Linked DNA regions of Homo sapiens: all the other regions are linked to region 1. The links are chromatin loops, found by intact Hi-C in ENCODE. Cell type or tissue: GM12878. All regions are shown on one strand. Each heading gives the region's core, and the rest is flanking DNA. Links, peaks and the distances in the headings are about the cores only. Region 1 holds the start of LOC124901690 (a long non-coding RNA gene). Region 2 overlaps ADAM22 (ADAM metallopeptidase domain 22). Region 3 overlaps ADAM22 (ADAM metallopeptidase domain 22).

The links. Peaks named below come from ENCODE experiments on the same cell type or tissue, not always from the same donor. Only the 100,000 strongest peaks of a DNase experiment are listed, where the experiment ranks them.
Region 2: a loop joins it to region 1, with 3 times the contacts of the local background. A loop is called at or near these places in 24 of 110 quality-filtered maps.
Region 3: a loop joins it to region 1, with 2.3 times the contacts of the local background. A loop is called at or near these places in 3 of 110 quality-filtered maps.

Annotation. Positions count from the first base shown.
Region 1 is chr7:87,924,132-87,929,868 of GRCh38, forward strand. LOC124901690 (a long non-coding RNA gene) reads right to left here and starts at 2,601. Exons shown (of 2, transcript XR_007060414.1): 1 at 2,440-2,601. RefSeq lists enhancers at 2,519-2,978, 2,639-3,207. In GM12878, for the core only: a CTCF peak has its summit at 2,992 (motif pointing left); DNase peaks (open chromatin) are centred at 1,078 and 2,610; H3K4me3 peaks cover 2,464 bases; H3K27ac peaks cover 2,699 bases.
Region 2 is chr7:88,109,358-88,115,094 of GRCh38, forward strand. ADAM22 (ADAM metallopeptidase domain 22) reads left to right here. Exons shown (of 32, transcript NM_001324418.2): 6 at 5,227-5,290. Among named protein-coding and RNA genes, the nearest start is that of SRI-AS1, 100 kb to the right of the region's middle. In GM12878, for the core only: a CTCF peak has its summit at 2,229 (motif pointing left); a DNase peak (open chromatin) is centred at 2,204.
Region 3 is chr7:88,042,857-88,048,593 of GRCh38, forward strand. All of the region lies in intron 3 of ADAM22 (ADAM metallopeptidase domain 22), which reads left to right. Among named protein-coding and RNA genes, the nearest start is that of ADAM22, 110 kb to the left of the region's middle. In GM12878, for the core only: no CTCF peak of the experiment used is centred there; a DNase peak (open chromatin) is centred at 2,842; H3K27ac peaks cover 1,251 bases.

The sequences.
Region 1 (5,737 bases), core at 516-5,515:
GGCTGGCTGCAGTGGCTCATGCCTGTAATCCCAACACTTTGAGAGGCCGAGGCGAGCGGATCATGAGGTCAGGAGTTTCAGACTAGCCTAGCCAGCATGGTGAAACCCCATCTCTACTAAAAATACAAAAAAATTAGGCAGGACATGGTGGCTCACGCCTGTAATCCCAGCACTTTGGGAGGCTGAGGTGGGCGGCCAACATGGTGAAAGTCCGTCTCTAAAATACAAAAACTTAGCTGGGCATGGTGGCACATCCCTGTGGTCCTGCCTACTCGAGAGGCTGAGGCAGGAGAATTGCTTGAATCTGGTAGGCGGAGGTTGCAGGAAGCTGAGATCACACCACTGCACTCCAGTTTGGGCGACAGAGCAAGACTGTCTCAAAAAAATTATCTAAAATAAAAAAAGAAATGGTACCAATCTTACTGAAACGATTTCAAAAAAGAAAGAAAGAGGGAATCCTCCCTACATCATTCTTTATGCCAGTATCACCCTAATACCAAAACCAGGGAAGGACATAACAAAAAAAGAAAACTACAGACCAGACATACCAAAAAAAGAAAATTACAGACAGAGAGGAAAGCAGTAATTCACAAAAGAAATACTTGCCGTTCTTTTATTTCATTGATATTCTATTTTGGTAACTCATAAAATTTAAAATGTAGTTTTCCTTAAGTCTTTAGGCTTAGTTCACAATCTTACTTTTTGTTAAAATAAAAATAAGATCATTACTTTCACTGTTCTTTGATTAATATTCAGTTAATTCATAAATTTGACAGAATAATTTTACCCAACATTAAACACTCTATATATAACTGAGGAAAAAACTTTATAATTTATACTTGTTTTCTCAGATATATCAAGCACCTAACAAGTTAGACTTACAAATTTGACAAAAGATATCTTCTTAACCTCTGCTAACATGTGAATGTTTTTGTCCCCCTGCCTCCAAATTCCTATGTTGAGGCCCTAATGTGGTGGTATTTGAAGGTAGGGCCTTTGGAAAGTAATTAGGTCATGAGGGTCTAGCCTATATGATGGAATTAGTGTCTTTATAAGAATAGGGAGAGAACTAGCACTCTGGGCCATGTGAGAATACAGCAAGAAGGTTGCTGTCCACAAGCTAGGAGTTGGTCCTCACCAGATACTAGATTTGCCACGGCCTTCAATTTGTACTTCCCAGCCTCCAGAACTATAAGAAACAATGTTTATTGTTTAAGTAACTGAGTCTATGATATTTTTGACATGGTAGCCTGAGCTAAGACAGCCTCCTAAAGAAAAAAAAAACCTATTTTAATTTTTATTACATCAAGATGATGTGTTTGGCCTATGCAATTATTTTAAACATTTCAAACATCTTAAAAAATTAAAAATTAGAGTATATGTATAGCAGCACGATCATTATAAAATCTGATCAAGTTCATTTTCCAACGAAGAGAACTGAGTAAAGAATTTGGCTCCATCATATAGCAAAGGAAAGTGAAGAACTTTTCCAGGTCCTAGGGTTCTAATTCTCTTTGACTGTAACTATCACAGAACGTACTGCATTAAAGTCTGTTGTATACTACTGAAATCTTGTTCAGGCTACAATTTCCTGAACAATTCTTAACTGTTTCGCTCATTTTGAAGATTTGGGGAATTTTTTTTGTAATGACAGTAAGCTCAATGAAATTTATTTACCAAAAATATGATAGAATGTCCTCTTAGGCAAGAATTTAGGACAAGGAAGAAAAAAGTTCCTCTCTATTGTTTGCTTGTGAAACAATATCTAAGCTACGTCATTAATTCTGGACACCACACTTTAGCTGGGACATTGACACACTACAGTATATTTTGAGATCATATTGATGATGAAGGAACCTGAAGCCATGTCACATGAGGCAGGGGTTAAAAAGAAAATAGGGAATGAGTAAAACGCCTCCAAAGAGCATCATGTAGAAAATTTTTTGTTATGTTTTACCAAACCAGAATCAGGATCAAGGTGAAGGTTACACAAACCCAGATTTCAACCAGGGAGATATTGTGGAAAGAAACTCAGACCTGAAAGCAGGAGATTTAGGTCCTAGGGTACTTTATTACTCGCCATGGGGTCTGGGGGCAAGTCGTTTAAACTCTGGAACCCAGTGCTGTCTTTCCAATAGAACTTTTCTGCATGATAGAAATGTTCTACATCTTAGCTGTCCAATATAGTAGTTACTAGCTACAGGTTCGGCACTTGAAATGCAGCTAGTTTGGTTGAGGATCTGAATTTTAAATTAAATTAAATTAAATTAAAATAGCCACAAGTAGAATTCTGAGAGATTAGTATGGTGGATAGGAGACAGGACTAGCGTGTAGCTCCCGCTCAGACAGACACAACAGTGTGTGGAGACTCACATTGTGAACTTTTGCTCCAAGAACTACCACAGGAACATACCAGGAAAGCCAAGAGAATCCACAGACCTTTTGAAGGAACTGGATCACTGCTGCAGGCTCCCTGAGACACTGAAAAACTGTGAGTCCGCTTGCTTTCTCAACAGGGAGTCTTGTGGTCTGGGCAAGTTGTCAGCCCTGGTCACTGGCGGCCTGGAAATAGACAGTGCTGTTGTGGGGCCTGGTGGGAGTGAAACCAGCCTTTAGGACTGCAGGCTGTGTGGGAGCAGGGTGAGGTCTGTGATTGCTGGTTTTCCCCTACTTCCCCGGTGACCTGTATGACTCAGCAGAGGCAGCCAGAATCCCCCTGGTAATATAACTTTATGGACTGGGAACCACACCCCCAATACCCCACAGCAGCCACAGCAAGCCCCAACCAAGAAGAGACTGAGCTCAGACATGCCTATCCTTGCACCTACCTGGTGGTCTTTCTCTACCCTCCCTGGCAGCTAAAGACAAAGGTCATAATCTCTTGAGAGCATGATGGCCCTGCCCACTGCCTGTGAAACCTGAATACTTAACCAGGTGTCCCTAGGGCAAAGTTTGCATCTTCCCTGTAGGACTGCAGCTGATGTGCTCTTGAAAGCGCCACCTCCTGGCTCGAGGCCAACCAACACAAAACCAGTACACTAAACAAAAACACAACCAAGGACCCTCACAGGGTCCACTTCACTCCCCTGCTACCTCCACCAAAGCAAGTGCTGGTATCCATGGCTGCAAGACCTGAAGCTGGATCACATCACAGGACTCTTTGCAGACACTCCCCAGTACCAGCCTGGAGCCTGGGAGCTCTGCAGGGTGGCTAGACCCAGACGGACAAAAACAATCACTACAGTTCAGCTCTCAGGAAGCCCCATTCCTAGGGGAAGGGGGAGAACACCACATCAAGGGAGCACAGTGTGGGACAAAATATTCTGAACAGCAGCCCTTGAACCTAAGAGCTTCCCTCTGACATAGTCTGCCCAAATGAGAAGGACCAGGAAAACAATTCTGGTAATATGAAAAAACCAGGTTCTTTAACATTCCCAGAAAATCATACCAGCTCACCAGCAATGGATCCAAAATGAGATGAAATCTCTGAATTGACAGAAAGAGTTTAGAAGGATGATTATTAAGCTAATCAAGGAGGCATCTGAGAAAGGTGAAGTCCCACTTAAAGAAAAAAAAAAAAACATGATACAGGATATAAAGGAAAATTCTTCAGTGAAATAGCATAAATAAAAAATAATCACAACTTTTGGAAATCAAGGACACACTTAGAGAAATGCAAAATGCACTGGAATGTCTCATCAATAGAATCAAACAAGCAGAAGAAAGAACTTCAGAGCTTGAAGATAAGGCTTTCAAATTAACCCAATCCATCAAAGACAAAGAAAAAAGAATTTTAAAAAATGAGCAAAGACTCCAAGAAGTTTGGGACTATGTTAAATGTCCAAACTTAAGAATAATTGGTGTTCACAAGGAAGAAGAGAAATCTAAAAGCTTGGAAAATATATTTGAGGGAATAATCAATAAAAGTGTCCCTGGCCTTGCTAGAGATCTCGACATCCAAATACAAGAAGCTCAAAGAACATCTGGGAAACTCGTCACAAAAAGATAATTTCCTAGGCACATGGTCACCAGTTTATCTAAAGTCAAGATGAAGGAAAGAATCTTAAGAACTGAGGCAAAAGCATCAGGTAATATAAAGGAAAACCTATCAGATTAACAGCAGATTTCTCATCAGAAACCTTACAAGCTAGAAGGGACTGGGGTCCCATTTTTAGCCTTCTTAAAAAAAATTATCAGCCAGGCGTGGTGGCTCACGCCTGTAATCCCAGCACTTTGGGAGGCTGAGGTGGGTGGGTCATGAGGTCAGGAGTTCGAGACCAGCCTGACCAACATGGTGAAACCCCGTCTCTACTAAAAATACAAAAATTAGCCAGGCCTGGTGGCACGAGCCTGTAATCCCAGCTACTTGGGAGGCTGAGACAGGATAATCGCTTGAACCCGGGAGGCAGAGGTTGCAGGAGCCGAGATCATGCCATTGCACTCCAGCTGGGGCAACAGAGTGAGACTCCATCTCAAAAAAAAAAAAAATTATCAGCCAAGAATTTTGTATGCAGTGAAAGTAAGGCTTCATAAATGAAGGAAAGATATAGTCTTTTCCAGATAAACAAATGCTGAGAGAATTCGCTACTACCAAGACAGCACTACAAGAACTGCTAAAAGGAACTAAAATCTTGAACAAATCCTCAAAATACACCAAAATAGAACCTCCTTAAAGAATAAATCTCACAGGACCTATATAACAATAACACAATGAAAAATAACCGAAAGTATTCAAACAACAAATAACACAATGAATAGAATAGTACCTCGCATCTCAATACTAACATTGAATATAAATGGCCTAAATGCTCCACTTAAATGATACAGAATGGCAGAATGGATAATAATTCACCAAGTTTCTGCCATCTTCAAGAGACTCACCTAACACATAGGGACTCACATAAACTTAAGGTAAAGGGGTAGAAAAAGATATTCCATGCAAATGGACACCAAAAGCAAGCAGGAATAGCTATTCTTACATTGGACAAAACAAACTTTAAAGCAACAGCAGTTAAAAAAGACAAAGAGGAACACTATACAATGATAAAAGGACTAGTCCAACAGGAAAATATCACAATTCTAAATATGCACGCACCTAACACTGGTACTTCAAATTTATAAAACAATTACTACTAGACCTAAGAAACGAGATGGATGGCAACGCAATAATAGTGGGGGAATTTAATACTCCATTGACAGCACTAGACAGGTCATTAAGACAGAAAGTCAAAAAAGAAACAATAGACTTAAAGTATACCCTACAACAAATGGACTTAACGATTTTTACAGAACATTCTACCCAACAACTGCAGAATATACATTCTATTCATCATTACATAGAACATTCTCCAAGATAGACCTTATGATAGGCCACAAAATAAGTCTCAGTAAATTTAAGAAAATTGAAATTATATCAAGTACTCTCTCAGACCACAGTGGAATAAAATTGGAAATCAATCCAAAAGGAACCCTCAAAACCATGCAATAACATGAAAATTCAATAACCTGCTCCTGAATGATCATTGGGTCAACAATGAAATCAAGATGGAAATTTAAAAATTCTTTGAACTGAACAATAACAGTGACACAACCTATCAAAACCTCTAAGATACAGCAGAGGCAGTGCTAAGAGGAAAGGTCATAGCGTTAAATGCCTATATCAAAAAGTCCGAAAGAGTACAAATAGACAATCTAAGGTCACACCTCATGGAGCTGGAGAAACAAGAAAAATCTAAAC
Region 2 (5,737 bases), core at 250-5,249, 180 kb after region 1:
GGTGGTTGTTTCTTACTTGTTTTGTAACCCCTTATAAAGCTACCGTGTCATTCCTCAGCATTCTCTTTTAACTAAATCGTTTCATTTCCTTCTTGTTTGTTTTACTTTTTGGCACAGAACAATCCAGCACTTTAATTTTGTTAAATTTTCGTTGAGAAACTTTAAAATAATTCCTTTTTGTTACCATCTTAGAGATGTGGCTTTTCATCTAACAAGCAGTTACTGGGTGTCTCCTGTGTGCCAGCCCTAGGAATATTAAGGCGATTGAAACACAAGTCCTGGGAGCTCACAGTCTCATGAGGAGGCCAAATCTAGCCCATTTCCTGATGTGGAACATGATAGGTATATTTGCTTTTTTTTTGAGAGAGAGAGAGGAAAAAAAAAAAAACAAAACTGGGAAAAATGCAAGCTAAGCATTGTCACCGAAGAACAGGTGGCACCTAAGGGCTCTGGAAACATGCCACCTGAAGACAGTGGAGTGCAATAGGTTGGAATAGCCTATCCAAGGGAGAGGGTTACACTGACAGATCTTAAATCTAGGAAAGAGAGCTAATGGACACGGCCAGAAAATCTAGCTAGTCTGCCTGAGTGACACCTCTGGTCAGGATCTGGGAATAAGCATATTAGGCAGAAAGGAAAGAATATAAGTGTAAGTTAAATAACCAGAGACAGGAGGCCATGTGTCTGAGAGCATGGAAGACTTCCATTTCCTTGTTTGTGCTAAAAGACTACTGTGAATAAAGGTGTACATTTATTTACTTTAAATACATTATTTGAAGAAAGAGGTTTTTACAAACATGGAATCCATGCTTAATATCAGACAGTCTCTGTTTTCTTATTAGGAAAAAGAAACATTGAAGTCCTTTTCAGCAGTAAAATTGTTACATCTGAGCTCAAGACAAGCACATCTGTCACCTAGGAATAGTACAGTGAGACCTGTTCACATTTGTGACAGCAAGTGTATATTGGGGGTAAAAAATGAAGTGTTTTTTTTCCCCTTTTCTCTCTCTTAAAATCTCAATCCAAAGTCCTAGTGTCAGCATCTTTCTCAGTACTCGTTCCAGTCTGCCTTCTGGTTTTCCAAATGGACTCAATGTTGTGAGAATCAGAGAGAAGATATTTGTGCCTTCTAAGGGCTATAAATGGACCTGAGAACCTAAGAATGATACCTGTTACTAATCCTACTATAGTCTTGTAAAGAAGGATTGAAAAATAACTTTTAGGCCGGGCACGGTGGCTCACCCCTGTAATCCCAGGCATGAGCCACCATGCCCACTTTTCTTTTTTCTTTTCTTTTCTTTTTTTTCTTTTCTCTTCTCTTTTCTTTTTCTTTTCTTTTGTTCTTTCATTCATTCGTTCATTTGTTCGTTCGTTCATTCATTCTTTCTTTTGTTCATTCTTTTCTGTCAGAGTCTCACTCTGTCCCACAGGCTGAAGTGCAGTGGTATGATCTCAGCTCGCTGCAGCCTCCGCCTCCCAGGTTCAAGCCATTCTTGTGCCTCAGCCTCCTGAGTAGCTGGGATTACAGGTGGCTGCCAGCATGCCCATCTAATTTTTGTATTTTCAGTAGAGACGGGGTTTTGCCATGTTGGCCAGGTTGGTCTCGAACTCCTGACCTCGTGATCCGCCCACCTCAGCCTCCCAAAGTGCTGAGATTACAGGGTTATTTTAATTAAGTAAATTTTATATCTCCTTTTAAGAATGTTTTTATTTAAAACTAAATAAAAATAAACAGAAAACCTATCGTGTGTCTTGGAACATTGTCAGAATTGTGTATGACCATTTTAGGCTTTCTTAGACTTTTATGAGCACATAGGATAAATATAACCTTGTATCATCTTGTTGTTTAGTAATTATTGCTTCTCATCTTGACTTTACTTTCTGGAAGAAATGTTTTGGGGGGATGTTATGAAATATTGAATAATGTATGTTGTCCCAATTACAGTGGTTTAGATATGAGATATATTATGTCATCCATGACTCATCCTTTATAAATTACCAAGTGCGTACTGTTTTTTTTTTCATTTTTGATTTATTAAATTCAGTTCAATAATATAAATAAGGGAAAATCAGATTCGTATATCTTTCCCATAAAGAACCTGCAAGGTCACATTTGTTTGGAGTCAAAGGACTAATAGGCAATGTTTTGATCTTGGTGTGTTTGGTGTTAATGCAAAAATCTTGTTACTGTGGGAACCTTAAAGCACGGAGTTAAGTTTGAGTTTATTGCCCTCTTGTGGAAATTTGTAAGAATGGCTTTTTCATTTCAAAATCTTATTTTGATACAACCTTTTGAAATTTTAGCTCAATTGGTCTGTGACGACTTGGTCTTAGCTATAGGTTTTTATCAAGTATACTGTTATGGACTCAATATAAAAATTAGGATTTATATAAGTAAAACAAAAATATTTCAGTTCTCAAAGCATATAAAACACATGTATTTTTTCATTATTAAGGAATTAATAATGGCATATTATCATATAGCAATCTAGAGTCTTCTGAGATACAGATAGTGTCAGAATCTGTTGTCTTCATATTGCCTACATGATGTTTAAGTCCAATAAAAAAATGACTTTCTCATTGGACATTAACCTAGTATAAGGATAAATAACACTCAGTACTATTTTAAGAAAATAATCTGCTTGCTACTTTGTTGGTGTTGCCACGTGAATTTTGGCAAACTATGATGGTTTCATATGACTTTCTGGATGGATATGGCTAGTTCTCAGCAAGGGTAGAGAGATACTCCCTGCCATATTTGGTCTACGTTTTTGAAAGGCTCCCCCTCTGACTCCTTGGGCACATATTGTCAGTAATGTCTTACAAACTGCATCTGTTTATGTTTAAATTCCAAATAGAATGTCATCCAAATTCAGAAAGTACATGTGGCTGAAAACAGTGCAGCTGTGAGAATAATCATTCTGTGAGTATATAGAAGTTGAGGACATGTGGAAGATGTTATAGCAGGAATGAAAGAATTTGGATAGAGGCAGAACTTGGAGGCCATTATAATTATAGCTCATGGAATTTCACCAATTTCACTAAATCTTCAATGAAAGACAAATACTAGTTTATGTTTAGGAGCTTGGCTGTCACATAATCATTTCTACCAAAAACTAAAAAATTACTACAGCTCATAGCTTTGCTACCCTCAGATGCCTGAATGATAAGACAAGTTTCTTTAACATCATAAAGGGCCTGATCTCAGTAAAAGGATCATGTTCTTCTAAAAGCAGCAGCTATCAGAATCTGTCTGAGTGGGAGCTGAGGCCATTTGTATATTGAAGTGCTCTCCAGAGGATTTCTCAGATGGCTGGTAGCCACCCCCAGCCTACGAGGTCCAAAATGGAATTTTTTATTTTTAAAGAAATATAGGGTCTTGCTCTGTCACCCAGGCTGGAGTACAGTGGCACAATCATCAATCACTGCAGCCTTGAACTCTTGGGTTCAGGTGATCCTCCCACCTCAGCCTCCCAAGTAGCTGGGACTACAGGTGTGTGCATCACCAGGCCCAGCTAACTTTTTAAAAATTTTTTGTAGAGAGAGAGTCTTGCCACTCACTACGTTGCCCAGGCTGGTCTCAAACTCCTGGCCTCATGTGATTTCCCCCCGCCTTGGCCTTCCAAAGTGTTGGGATTCCAGATGTGAGCCCCATGCCCAGCTCAAAACTGAACTCTTAAAGGATTTGCATCCTTCCCTCTGCTTCCTGCTTCCCTAGGCCCATCCCGAAAAGTTCTTTCTGCATCCCCCCTGCCTGCCCTCTTTTTTTTTTTTTTTTTTTTTTTTTTGAGACAGGGTCTCACTCCATTACCTCTTTTTTTATCTTGTTAAATGACATGTCCATTTTTCCAGTTGCTCAGGTCAAAACTTGGAGTCTTCACTAACTCTTCTCTGTTTTACGTACTTTGTTTCAAATCCATCAGTAAATCCTACTGGTTGTACCTTCAAAATATATCTGGAATTTGACCAGTTCTCACCACCTCTACTATTACTGCTCTGATCTAAGCCAGCATCTTCTTTCGCCTGGATTATTGCAGTAACTTCCCTGCTTCTATCCTTGCTGTGCTAAAAATTATTGTAACATAGTATCTGGCATGATCATTATAAAACTTAAGAAAGATTGTATTTCCCATCTGCTTAGAACTTTGCAGTGGCTCTTCATCTCTCTTAGAGTAAAAGCCAAGGCCCTAGGAAGTGCCCACCTAGTATGGCCCCCAAGACCCTCTGGCACCATTTATTGCCCTTCACCTGATTATTTTCTTCCCTAGAACTTATCACTGTCATATGTATGTGTATGTGTGTGTGTATATATATATATAATATATATATTATAAATAAATAAATAAATATATATATATATATATATATATATATATATATATAGTAAGTCCTAGAATACTTATGAGCACCACAAGGACAGAGAATTGGTCTGTTTTGTTTGCTATTGTATCCCCAGCACCTAGAACAGTGCATTGTAGGTGCTCTGTAAACACGCTGATTGAATGAAGGAATGCATGAATGGAGGTAGGTAGCAGGTTGCAAATGGGCAGTTCGTGGTCCCATCTGTCTGGGCTCTGTTCCTATTTCTGCTCTTACTGGTTAAATAATTTGGCAAGTTACTTTATCTCTTTGGGTTTCAGTTTCCTTACTTATAAAATAAGGATAGTCGTTGTACTTCTCTTGTAGATTTGTGGAAAAGATTAAATGAGTGTAAAGTATTTAGCTTGTGGCAAGTTGTTCAAATGTGTTAGCTCTTGTTACTAGAGCATCTTCCATGTTTATGGTAGGTCGGGCGTTCTCAGTATAGTCCCTGAAAACCTGCATCAGGATCACCTGGAGCTTATTTAAAATGCAATTTCCTGGGTTCCAGTCCATAAATCTGAGGAGAGTCCTGAAAGAGCTGCGTTTTTACTAGCTCTCCAGATGACTTTTTGCATATGAAAATCTTGGAATTCTATGTTAGAGGAAGAAGTGATGGGCAACAGCTAGAGCATGGCAATCCTGAGCATGGGGTCAGGTGAGGATGAGGTGACTCTACCTATAAGGAATCAGAAGGAGGGGCCTTCCCTCTCAGTGGTGTGTGTGGTGTGTCTGGAGGTGATGGATGGGACTGGGAAATGGGCATTGAGAAGCAAATGGGCCCTCTGGCTGCTGCTGATTTTAAAATGATCTTGTTCTGGGATGAGAGTCGATGGCCATGCCTAATTATTTTTTTGTCGTTGGCAGTGGGATGTTCTATGACGGGAACCACACATATCTCATTGAGCCAGAAGAAAATGACACTACTCAAGTAAGTGCTCCTTCTGTTTGTTGTGGCAAATGGAAATGTTTATGCTGAGAGCTTTTTTCCTCTCCTTTTTTTATCTCTACTTTATTTCATTTTTATATTTTTTAGGGTTAAGATAGTAAACATATGTACAGATGCTCCTCAACTTATGATGGGTCTATGTCCTGATAAACCTATCATAAGTTAAAATATTATAAGTAAAAAACGTATTTAATACCCTGATAAATGCATCATAAAGTCAAAAACATGTATGTTGGGGACTGTCTGTATATTTTAAACTAAATATTGAGTAAGTCAAAACCACAAGTGTTTTTTAAAAAATTTCTTGCCAGGTGTGGTGGCTCATGCCTGTAATCCCAGCACTATTGGAGGCAGAGGTGGGCATGAGGTCAGGAGTTAGAGACCAGCCTGGCCAACTTGGTGAAACCCCGTCTCTACTAAAATACAAAA
Region 3 (5,737 bases), core at 323-5,322, 120 kb after region 1:
TTCATTCATTGATATTTCTTCCTATTTCCTTGGCATACCAGATCAAAATTTGAATATATTAATAGCCTTCTAAGGAAAGAAATACACCATAGCTGTAAAAGAAGAAAAAGTTGCTTCTGGTAGCAAGAAGGTGGATGACACAAACTTCCTTGCGCAATGGTGACCTTTCAATTAGCTTACCTATTTTCTCTGTTCTTTGAGGGTTTGATGCTAGCTGCCCATTTCAAATCTGCAGCTTCAAACAATATTGCTGTTTCTTCTTTGAAACATAGATCTCAGGGAAGTGACTGTTGGAAAAGTAATAATAATGATTCTGTTTATTATTTTATTAACTGTATATATTAGTACAGATAAATGAACACATGGATAAAGAATATTCTATACTTTGGGAGGCCGAGATGGGCAGATCATGAGGTCAGGAGATCGAGACCATCCTGGCTAACACGATGAAACCCCGTCTCTACTAAAAATACAAAAAATTAGCCCGGCGTGGTGGCGGGCACCTGTAGTCCCAGCTACTCGGGAGGCTGAGGCAGGAGAATGGTGTAAACCTGGGTGGCAGAGCTTGCAGTGAGCCTAGATCGCGCCACTGCACTCCAGCCTGGGTGACTGAGCGAGGCTCAGTATCAAAAAAAAAAAAAAAAAGAATATTCTACTTTTCAGGGTAAGATTTATGCCATTCCATATTATAGAAAATGTATGCTAGCCAGTCTCAGTGGCATGCGCATGTAGTCCCAGCTAGTTGGGAAGCTGGGGGATCACTTAAGCCCAGGAGTTAGAGGTTCTAGTATGTTACGATTGTGGAGTGCCCTCCAACATGGGCAAGCCTGGATAGTGAGACTCCATCTCTTAAAAAAAAAGAGAAGAAAATGTATACTTAAAAATTTATATTTATTTCCAATTTGAATCAGTGAAAAAGCTGAGTAAAGGTATAGACAAAATAAAGAGCATTTACATTATTTATTTCAGATACATCCATGCAAATCCACACAAGTCCATATGTGGATGTAAATTGTGGAGAGTTTTTAATCAGTGTGCATGCCATTTAAAAATACAAGAGATCCTAGGGAAAATAATTTCCATTTTTAGCATCAAAGATACTTCATCTGTTTTTATAAATGTGTGTTATATAAATCAAATCAACTATTCTTCTCATTGCTACAGTATGGCATACATTAAATCCAAAGAGAAGTACTTGTTCTTGAAATTAAAATAGGGAAGCCAAACAATATGTCAGTTATTAAAAAGTAGATTTTTAAAATGATTTTCAAAATTGTAGTCAAATAATAGCCCTTGACTGCTCTCAAATATTACATTGCAGTTCCACTCTTAGCTAAGCTATTGATAATTCAATTATTTGAAGAAAGTGGTTTAAAATTAACTTAAAAGTTACTCTTCCCTTTTGGATAATAGATTCTGCATCATATCATCTATGATTATGATGATGATGTCTTTAGAGTGCTCAGGAACTGCTATGTTATCTGCTCTGTTATGTGGTTCCATAATGATAACATGCAGATGGATGTATACGTGGAATTTTCAACTAAAAGCTCCTCGATTTGGAGAAATTTATTAAATTCATATAATGGAGACTTTTTGTTTGTTTTTGAGATGGAGTCTCACTCTGTCTCCCAGGCTGGAGTGCAGTGGCGCGGTCTCGGCTCACTGCAACCTCCCCTTCCCGGGTTCAATCAATTCTCCTGCCTCAGCCTCCTGAGTAGCCGGGACTACAGGTGTGTGCCACCATGCCTGGCTAATTTTTTGTATATTTAGTAGAGACAGGGTTTCATTGTGTTAGCCAGGATGGTCTCGATCTCCTGACCTCATGATCCACCCGCCTCGGTCTCCCAAAGTGCTGGGATTACAGGTGCCTGGCCTTTTTTTTTGAGAGGAAGTCTTGGTCTTGTCAGTTAGGCTGGAGTGCAGTGGCGCGATCTCGGCTCACTGCAACCTCTGCCTCCTGGGTTCAAGTGATTCTCCTGCCTCAGCCTCCCAAGTACCTGGGATTGAGGCACCTGCCACCACACCTGGCTAATTTTTGTATTTTTAGTAGAGACGGGGTTTCACCATGTTGGCCAGGCTGGTTTGGAACTCTTGACCTCAGGCGATCCGCCCACCTCGGCCTCCCAAAGTGCTGGGATTACAGGTTTGAGCCACTGCACCCGGCCTTTTTTTCTTGAGACAAACTCTCGCTCTTGTTGCCCAGGCTGGAGTACAATGGCGTGATCTCAGCTCACTGCAACCTCCGCCTCCCGGGTTCAGGCGACTCTCCTGCCTCAGCCTCCGGAGTACCTGGGATTACAGGCACCTGCCACCACACCGGGCTAATTTTTGTATTTTTAGTAGAGACAGGGTTTCACCATGTTGGCCAGGCTGGTCTCAAACTCCTGACTTCAGGCAATCTGTCCACCTCAGTCTCCCAAAATGCTGGGATTATAGGCTTGAGCCACCGCACCAGGCCTAATAGAGACATTTCAACCATGAATCTCCTTTGTTAATTCTTTCTATGTCTTGCAGTTAGGTTATTTTTTTTTTCTTGTTGCTTTCCCACCCAGCTTTATTAAGATATGATTGAAAAAAATTGTGTATATTTATGGTATGCATGATGTTTTGATGTATGTACATACTGTGAAATGATTACATCAAGTGAATTACTTTATCTGTCACCTCACGTACTTTTCATGTTTTTATGGTGAGAACATTTCACCATTTCCAAGTATATAATACATTACTAACTGTAGTTACCACAGTGTGCAATAGATCTCCAGAACTTATTGCCCCAGTATAATTGGACTTTTGTACCTTTTAACCAGTGTCTCTCTGTACACCCTCCTCACTTCCTCCAGAGTCTGGCACCATCATTATACTTTCTCTTTCGTGAGTTCAACTTTTTTAGATTCCACATGTAAATGAGATCATGTAGTATTTGTCTTTCTGTGCCTGGCTTATTTCATTTATAATGTCCTCCAGGTTCATTCGTGTTGTTGCAAATGACAGGATTTCCTTCATTTTAAGGCTGAGTCGTATTCTATTGTGTGTGTGTGTGTGTGTGTGTGTGTGTGTGTGTGTGTGTGTGTATGTCACCCTGTTTTCTTTATCCATTCATTCATCCATAGATACTTAGTTTGACCCCATATCTTAGGTATTGCGAATAGTGCTGTAATAAACATGGGAGTGCAGATATCTCTTTGACATACTGATTTCATTTTCTTTGGATGCATACCCAGAAGGGGGAGTGCTGGATCATATCATAGTTCTATTTTTAATTCTTGGAGAAACCTCCAGATTGTTTTTCCTAATGGCTGTACTAATTTATATTCCCATCAACAGTGTGTGAGAGTTCCTTTTTCTCTACATCCTCACCAGCCCTTGCTATCTTTTTGTTATTTTTTGATAAAAGCCATTCTTACTTGTGTGAGGTGATATCTCATTGTGGTTTCACTTTGCATTTCCCTGATTATTAATGATGTTGAGTATTTTTTCATTTACCTGTTGTCCATTTGTATATCTTCTTTGTAAAAATGTCTATTCAGATCCTTTGCCTATTTTTTCCATCATGTTATTTGTTTTCTTGTTATTGAGTTTTTTGAGTTCCTCATATATTTTGGATGTTAACACCTTATCAGATGTTTGTTTCAGAAATATTTGCCCCCATTTTGTAGGTTTTCTCTTCATTCTGTTGATTGTTCCTGTGCAGAAGCTTTGTAGTTTGGTATTATGCTATTTGTTTATTTTTGCTTCTGTTGCCTGTGTTTTGGGGGTTATAGCCAAAACAATTATTGCCCAGAGCAATATCAGGAAGCTTTTACCCTATGTTTTCTTCCAAAAGTTTTATAGCTTCAGGTCTGTGTTTAAGTCTTTAGCCTATTTTGAGTGTTTTTTATATATGTCATGATTTCAGAGTCTGATTTTATTGTTTTGCATGTGGTTATCCAGTTTTCCAACACTATTACAGTTAGGTTAATTTTTATAGGACTTTCATCTTGAATAGTTCTTTAATGTGCACTGGCCACTTTGTTGATACAATATAAAATCATGGGCAACTTAGTTTTACTCTTTTTCATTAATAGTGGAATGTGGTTGTTCAGATGGTAGACTCAGGAATTAGACCTACGTGGGAATACATCTTGGTGTAATCATTCACCAGCTGTGGAACTTGGTGCTTGTTCCTTTCACTGGCCACTTGTGTACCTCCTTGGGCTTGCCATTTGTCTTCAGGCATCTATTTCCTAGCCTACCAAATGAGATCATATTTATAACTACCTTCCCAATTGGCTGTTTATTTCTGTGATCTATGGATGCATTTAAAATACCTAGTACAGTTCCTGGCACACCATAAATGCTAGCTGGTGGTATTATTTCCTCAACTTAAACTCTCAGGCAGGCTTATCTTTTCTCTACCTCTGTAGTTTTTTCCCTGCCACAGCTTTGCTGTTGTTATTCTTTTCATTTGAAATGTTCCTCTATGCCTCTTTACAAACCATGGACATTTAATCTATCTTCCAGCAATTAAGTCTTCATGAATCCTGATTTGACTGTTCTAATTCACCAAGATCTTTTCTTTTCATGGAGTCTGTGTGTCTACTGTCAGTTCTGTTTATTGTGACTCTCAATGATACATTGGGATTTGATTTTTGTATTTTCTTGTTTTGTTAATAAGACTCAAAATTCCATGCAGTCAAGTGCTCTCTAAATTTTTACATATTTCTAAAAATTGAGCACACAGGCATGTTTTGGATTTTTTTGTCTTTTATTAAAAAATGATTTTTTGTTATGTACCATGAACTGTATGTATTCTGAACATTGAAGATACTACTAATTATTTTAATTGTTAACAATTTGATTAAGTTATATGAGTTTGTAATACACTGAGATACATTCAAATTTCCGTTGTTATTTATTTTAGCGGGATCTTTCACAAAAATTTATTTTTAAAGTGCCATGATTAGATTACACGTATGCAGGGCACTGAATTTATAAGTAAATGGATCAAATAAATAAATGCATCAGATGTATATACATTTAAATAAAATTATTCACATATACATATATATAAGAAAAGTGAAATACATTTTTTAAAAAGATGAAAATATAAAATTAGCAATAAAAAAGAAGTGAAATAAAAGTAAAAATGGAAGTTTCTTGAACTTCTCTGCCACTGGAATACCTCTCTGGCCATGTTTTCTTCTTATGTCCTGCCCTGTTGCTAGACTTCCACAACTTTTGAAATAAATATTTTCCCTGTTATATTATTGAATCTGATAATATTTGTGCTGATCGGCAGCCTACTTTTTTCACTGTTTATTTTATAAAAATTTTTACGTTTCATAAGTAGATCCCTATGGTATTTTTAATAGTTACATAGTATGCCAGTGTATGATTGTTTTGTAATTTATTTAACAATTAACTTCTTAGTGGATAGTTAGATTGTTTCTAGTATTTTGCTGTTATTATATGAATATCCTTCACATATTTTACTATTCTGGGCCAATTATTTTCTTTGGACCTTTTCTTAGGAGAGGCATTTTGGTGACTAGAAATATATCCTCTATTTATACTGCATATTGTCAAACTGCCTTCTATAAAGTCTATACCAATGTATTCACTCAAGATTAACCTGTGTTCCTAAATTTTTATTAATCTTTTAAAATACTTGTTTATGTTAGGTAAAAAATTTCATCTTTCAATATTCTTTGATTCTGGAAAGATTGAACATATGTTTTGAAATGTATATTGG